Linked DNA regions of Mus musculus: region 2 is linked to region 1. Evidence: chromatin contacts called from ENCODE Hi-C or POLR2A ChIA-PET data. All regions are on one chromosome and are shown on one strand. The core of a region is the stretch at or near the end of the contact, and the rest is flanking DNA. Distances in the headings are between cores, read along the strand shown. Region 1 holds the start of Rrbp1 (ribosome binding protein 1). Region 2 holds the start of Dzank1 (double zinc ribbon and ankyrin repeat domains 1).

Region 1 (3,465 bases), core at 372-2,871:
CTTTTAGAACACTAAATCTTAGAGGCTGGGGAGGTGGCTCAGTGGGTAAAGTACCTGCTATGAAGGCCCTGAGTTCAAATCCCAACATGAATGTGAACACTCCAGGTGCCACCTACAATCCAGCACTGTGAAGATGGAGACCGTCACTCACTGGTCAGGCAGCTGAGTTAAAGGAGTGGGCTCCAGGATCATAGACAGACCCTGCTCGAGCAATAGAGAGAGAGATATGCCTGATATCAAATTCTGTGTGGACTCGAAAGGGGGGTGGGGGACAGAGGAGAGAGACCAAACTTCATTTCAAAGAGGCTGATCTTGCCTCAGGCTCAAAGGAATAATTTTAAGAGCTGCAGTTAAAATGGTTATAACCTAAACTTAAGCTGGCATGGTGTTTCATGCCTTTAATGCCAGTACTCAGAAAACAGAGGCAGGAGGAACTCTGTGACTTTGAGTTCTAGGCCAGCCTGTTATACAAAGCAAGTTGTGGGACAGCCACATAGTGAGACCTTGACTCAAAAAAAAAAAAAAAAAAAAAGAAAAGAAAAGCACTTAAAGTTAAGTTATTTCAATTGAACTTGGTTTTGAAGAGAGGCTTTTGTGTTGATGAGATGGCACAGGGAAACTACTTTTAAGTACTTTCTATGCAATCTGACTGAGTTTTGATCCCTAGAAACAGCCATGGAAGGAGAGAATCAAGCAGAGAGTTGGTGCATGGTGGCATATGCACCCCTCTTCTAAGTAGGTGTTGGTTGTTGTTTTTTTGTTTTTATAAAGGGGTAGCTGGCTAATATTTGGAGTATCACTAGATCAATTTCCTGGGTTGCTATCATATTTTCTTGGGCCAAAACCTCATGGTCCCAACATCTGAAATCAAGTGTCACAGGATGGATGTAACTCTGCTGTGTGATTTGTACAAGGACAGTATATTATTCTGTTTAGGGAGTGGCTTTTCTTATCAAAATTTCCACCTCTATTTCTTTTGTTCTTTCCAGGTCTTCCACCTCAATTCTCCCACTTATTCAGTAAAATATGGAATGCAGAATGCAGTGCCTTTACGGATAGATAAGGCCCCATCCTCCCTGCTCTGACCCTTGCAGAACTCTTCTTTAGACCCAGAGGCTGGTGCTTTGTGTGACGTTATTTGGGTTTAAATAAGGCATTTTCCCAGTTGTTCACGGTTTGTGCAGTCCTCCTGAGGGTAACATTCACGGCCACCTCAGCCCGGCAGTGTGGAGGAAAAGAGCAGCCTGCGGCCAAGGGGATTCGAACCGCAGTCTATCGGCCTAGGCGGAGCCAAATCCGAATAAGCGGTGGCGTGGAGAGCGGAGGCCTGGAGTGGGCGGGACCGGCAGAGGACCTCCCTAGGTGGGCGGGGAGTTAGAGACCCGCCCCCGCGCAGAGCTGAGAGTTGCGCTGCGCGGCTCCGCCCCTCTTCGGCCCCGCCCCCCGCGGCTCCCCGCAGCTCCTCCTCTCTCTCATTGGCTGAGACGTAGACCCTCCTTTTTGGCCAATGGTCGCCACCGCGGCGCGGCCGTCCGCGGTCTGATTGGTCAGAGGCCGGCAGAGTGGCGGCTAGTGAACCAATAGGAAGAGGCAGCTCGATGAATGGCTGGTCCGGGTGGGGAAGGCAGGAGGCGGCGATCCCGGCGGAGGGGGCCGTTCGCCAGCTCCGAGGCAGAAAGTGCCACGACTCCACACACGCGCACGCAGCCAGCGAGCGGCCGGAGCGGACGGCGGACGGGGCGGACGGCGCCAGGGTCGCAGTGTGTGCAGCTGCTCAGGGGCGGCTTCTCGGTGGAGGCTCGGCCGGCTCCCCTCTTGCGGTTCCGCGGCGGCGGCGGCGGCTGCTCTTGCCCTCTCGCTCTCCCTCTCGCGTCTCCCGCTGCAGGTAAGAAACTTGGCCGGGCCCTGCAGCGGCGGCGGCGGTGGAGGCGCGCGGGCTGGGCCGTCGGGGCGCCGGGCCGGTCGCGCCGCGAGTGACACGTCTCCTCGGCGGCCCCTCCCCCGGCGGCGCCGGCCCGCACGCCCGCCCTGGCGGTAGCCGCGGCCCCTCGAGTGGGACGGAGCTGCGTGTGCCAGGCCGAGCCCGTGCAGGGGCGTCGGCCGAGCGCGCCCCTCGGGGTGGATTCCCCCGGCCGGCAGGCCAGGAGCTGCGGCGGCCCCGCGGCACGACGTGGCGACCCCTCCCTCTCGGCCGGGCCGTCGGGCCGGCCCGCGCGCTCCGAAGTTGGGCTAAGAAAGTTGGCGGCGGGGCGGGGCGGCGCACAGCTGGCGGAGGAAGGGGTTAAGTTTCGGGAAGCCACCGGATGACGTTGCCGGGCCGGAGTCCGGGCCGGAGGGGGTTGGGGGGGCGGAAGGCGGTGGGCCGGCCTGGGACGAGGGCTGAGACTGGATTGGCGACGCGGGGGCCCAGAGCCCCGGGCTGCGGGCTGTGGCCACAGGACACGTCGGCAGCCCCGACGGGGCGGGCGGGGGCCACAGGGCTCGCCGCGGGTGCCGTCCGGGACTGGCCGTAGCAACTTCCCGGAGTACGGGATGAGGCTCCCTGCTCCCCCTGGCGGCAGGGCCGCAGCACCGTTTCACGGCGGGTCCTCGCGGAACCGGCACGAGGGTGCGGGACCTGGCCAGGGTTGGGGCCACCCGGGGTCCTGCCTGGCGTCTCTTTCCCGCGCCCATGATTAGTGGACCCGTGGTGCTAGGCCTGGGCGGAAGTCGGCACCTCCGGCCCGGCGGGCCAAGCGCCCTGGCACTGGGCCCGCCGTCTGTCCCGGCCCGCCAGGCTCCCCGGCAGTGCCCGGGGAAGGGAGGCCGGTTGACCCGGGCTTACTGCAGGCTGTGCAGGATGCTTCAGAGACTCTTTCCCGTAGGTGTCACGCTTCGTCGACAGTTGCTAACCAAATGCTTTCTCTCAGAGGTTTCCCATTTCCCCATCTGAGAGACAGCAGTGGAGACCCAGCACGTGTAGGGAGTAGCCAACTGGTATTGACTGTTCTTGTGGGATGTGTGTTTAGGGACGTGAGAGACAAGGGAACAAGGTGGAGCCTGGCTTGCACTGCCAACCACTGCAGAAGTCGCACACCTGGATTCCAGCCCCATGAACACCGGAGGGTCATGTCTCCTAACCTCTGAACCTGGGGTTTCTTTATCTCTTGCCTGAAGATAGTACCACCCACTCACCACTGAGGTCAGGGGAACTGAGCAGGAAGTGTGAGATCTTGTGCAAAACCGAGGGCAATTTGGCAATCAGTCCTCAGGTCAGAGGTCAGGACTGGGAAACACCAAGGAAATGAAACTTGGATGGATCCCTAGAGCCTCCCACATCTCTGTTTGCTAAGCTAGCAGTTCATTTGCTTAAAGCCTAATGGTGGGGGTTGGGGTCCTGGGTTGAATTTTGTGTAAAGACTCACATTGTAGGCTGAAGAATTGCACATTGGACACAGCCCTTCACTTAAGTATTCTCTCACCATC
Region 2 (3,465 bases), core at 523-3,022, 520 kb before region 1:
GGATGCATTAACCTCGGTGATGGGAAGTCAATGGTATAGATGGGATCCGAAAGTCTAAGGACAGAGTGGTGAAGGCAGAAGGCTGGCCCTGGGGCTCAGAGTGGGCTGGGGCAAGTTCCTGTGTCCTCCATGTCTTTGGCTTAGGCTGATACTAAATTGGATGGTGCCCATTCACTGCCTACAGTCAGCACATCAGTTCAAATACCACATTCTAGAACATCCCAGAAACAGCAAACAGGCAGATATCTAGGATCTCAGAGCCCAGCCAAGCTGACACATAAGGTTAGCCATCACAACGATATGACAGGAAGCAATGAAAACCAGAATATACAACAAATTACATGAATTGGTTGACTTCACCTTACCATGGATAACAGTCTATTGATGGCCACTGCCCGCTGCTGGGCTTCAATGTGAGGCATTTCGTTCTGAATTACTTGATCTGTGATTCCATGAGGGAACTGGTGGCATAATTCTATAATTCTAGGAACAACGGTATAAATGGTTTATGTTTGCTTGCTTTTAAAGGCAAATAAGGAAGATACACGATAGTCAAGCTAAAAAGCTCAATGTTGTCAATGGGAATAAGTACAGCAAAGTGACTCCAAGGTCTGTGGGCAGAAAGCAAATAGAATATTCGGGGGTGGGGGTGGGGGGCAGCATAGTGATTCACCATAACTGGAGTCTTGAGAATTATCCCCTCCAAACAAACTGGAGGGATTAATTTGTTTGGAGGTGTAATAAACTTATTATCCACAATAATAATGTTGAGAAAGTCGTCTTTTAAATACATTATAACCTAGAAACACATGTGCACTACGGGAGTTAAGGCACTCACTGAACCTACTTGGCTCAATGGTCCTTTGTAATCACAAACTGAACCCTCATTTGGCCCCAACGTTCTCTTATAGAACTTCCCTTGGCAACCGGGCAATCCTGGATTCGAACACATGTCCAAGAACTACAGGGAAAATGCAGGTCTCTCTTCTGGCCCTGGCTGCTGTCACGTTCCAAGTGCTCTAATAGAATCCCGGAGAACCCAGTTCCACAACGTTTCAAGCTGTCCCGCTGCTCTAGAGCTTCTGAAGAGTTCTACTCTCCCTAATCGGGGCGGGGGGGTCGCCCAGACACCCGGCAACCCCGCTCCCGCGTGCTCGACCAGTCTACCCCAGCCTCTCCCCGCGGGACTGAGAGAGAAGGGGGTCCCGCTACCCAGCTGACTGCTCGCTTAGCGTCGGGAGCCTAGCTTTATTGCAGTACCTGTTTTCTATCTCCACCGGATCCGCGTCCGGCGGCTGCACCTTGACCTTCACCTCCGCCATGAGGGCAGTTTTCGAGACTAGAGGAAAAGTGGCCCCTCGGAGCGCGCTGGAAGTCTCGGGAACCGGTGGAGGCGCGCGCCGGGGACCGAGGCTTGAGAGAGAGGCGAGGGACCTTCTTCATCCGGTCGCGCTGGGCCTTCTTCATCGGATCGGCTTGGGGCGCCCGTGCTGTGCCTGCTCCGCCTTGCTCGGCAGGGTCGCCACAGCGACTCCCTTCCGTTGTCTCAAATTTCAGTGCTTGTCGGACAAGAGCCTCTGGCTCCAGTACGCACCCTTCAGCCTCTTCCAGCCGCCGAGAAGGCATATTCTTGGACACCTACAAGAAAGTGTCGCAGAAGGATCTGGAGGCGGGTACCAGACGGAGGCTGCAGCCAGAGACAAGGGCGGGGCTGGTTGCTAGGATGTCGATTTCCCTGCCAATCATCTGCTCGGCTCCCGATGGGCGGGGCGCGGTTCGCAGCGTCTGTGGAAACGCAAGCTGCAGCGGAGGAGCTGTGGTGAGACCGTGAGAAACCTGACAACGGGTTGGCGGCGGCGGTGCTGCGTCGGGGGTCCTTAATCTCTGTCCTTGAGGCTGGAGAAGGGTGAGGAGAAGGGCATCTCTCACTGGGTTGGGAGGGAATTAGGCATCTCTGACTGCCTCGCGAGGCCGAGGGCATGACGCAGGGTCTGGGTCCTGGTTTGGGCAGCGAGGAGATGGTTCAGGTGCAGGATGTTGGGAGATGCTGGTGGCATGACACTGACACCAGGCTGCGGTGTGGACCTAGCGAATCAGCCATCTCTGTCTCCTTCCTGTGAGGTCCAGTGACCACCCCAGGTTTCCAAGAGCAGCTAATAGCTAACCGTGAGCACTTCAGTCTCGAACCAACGGTGTTTATTTAGAATCTAGTTTTCAGCTATCTTTATTTTAGCTGACTCTCACTCGAAGGGAAATGTGAAGGTAGGCGAATCCCTCTACATCCAGCGTCATTTCTGAAGGGTCAGATACCTGTAGTTTTTATTCTTGGTCCTCAATCTGGAAGAATCCAAAAAGGCATTAAATTCGTCTTTTAATTCTAATTATCTCGCTTTCCAGAACAAGATATGTCAAAACGCAAACATGTTCACAGCAACATGATCAGAATTCCAACTACCATTTAAAAAAAAATGACCTCACCACTGAACAACAAATTGTTACATGAAAAATTGTAAGCCAGGCATGGTGTCTCATTCCTTTAATCCCAGCACTTGGGAGTCAGAAGCAGGTGGATCTCTGTGAGTTGGAGGCCAGCTTGGTCTACAGGTAGAGCTCCATAACAGCTAGGGCTGTTACACGGAGAAACCCTGTCTCGGGGGAGCGGGGGGCGAAATGAGGATGCAAAATGTTGATTATAAAAGTGAGATGAATATGTACATTATAATTGAATAATAATGTAGCCACAATCGTTGAAGCTACAGTGCAAGTTGCAAATACTGGATTAAGAGGACTCCTCCCCACCTCAAAGAAAAGACCCATAAGGTTTCTGCCCTGCTAGTTATTTACAAAATAGCAGAGCTAATAGGAAATGATGGTTGTGGGTTTATATCCATGTCAACTTCCTTTCTATTGAGAGCTGATGCTCTGCAGTCTTTGCAGTATATTTTCCAAAATACAATACACTGCAGTGGTTTGCAAAGGTGAGACTGTGGGGGGTTAGAACCTCTTTTAAGATTTGGCTCTAAGTAATTCATGCTACGTGCAGAGTTACCTGCTCCCCTTATGTAATGAGTTGCCTTGAAGTCAGGAGAGTGAGTGTGTGTGTGTGTGTGCATGTGCGCGCGCACTGGCTGAAGGCAGTGAAGAGTGAATGATCTCGAGGGAACTGAGCTCAGAGCGTTAGAGGTGGATTCTGCTCTGCCTCATCCGTGGACCTGCCCTTTTAAAGCAGCTCCAGCCTCCTAGCGAATTCATCTGTTTGTCTTTATTAGATGTAAAGTGTTTAGGTGAATATCCAACAGCAGACGTCAAGAGCAAGCATACAGCCAACGTGTAATAATTTCATTAATTAAACTGGGCGTTATCTGTAGGTGGCATATTAATTTAATGCTCTTCTGGCTTCAATGCATTTAAAATAAGTAGCACTCTGTTGTTTTCGTGTTTAGGCATAGGTTCATGATGGAAATT

Evidence for each region. A loop is a pair of places that touch in the nucleus more often than their neighbours do. ChIA-PET counts read pairs that join two places held with the same protein, here RNA polymerase II (POLR2A).
Region 2: a map of T-helper 17 cell shows a loop between it and region 1 (5-fold over the local background). The contact joins the promoter of Dzank1 here to the promoter of Rrbp1 in region 1. A Hi-C loop is called at or near these places in 1 of 37 maps with a recorded cell type or tissue (T-helper 17 cell). POLR2A ChIA-PET finds 5 or more read pairs at or near these places in 1 of 5 experiments (embryonic stem cell).

What each region holds. Positions count from the first base shown.
Region 1 is chr2:144,009,419-144,012,883 of GRCm38, reverse strand. It overlaps Rrbp1 (ribosome binding protein 1), which reads left to right and starts at 1,621. Exons shown (of 24, transcript NM_024281.2): 1 at 1,621-1,885.
Region 2 is chr2:144,525,721-144,529,185 of GRCm38, reverse strand. Dzank1 (double zinc ribbon and ankyrin repeat domains 1) reads left to right here and starts at 1,772. Exons shown (of 21, transcript NM_172859.3): 1 at 1,772-1,906. Polr3f (polymerase (RNA) III (DNA directed) polypeptide F) reads right to left here and starts at 1,441. Exons shown (of 9, transcript NM_029763.3): 1 at 1,261-1,441; 2 at 366-483. The coding sequence starts at 1,322.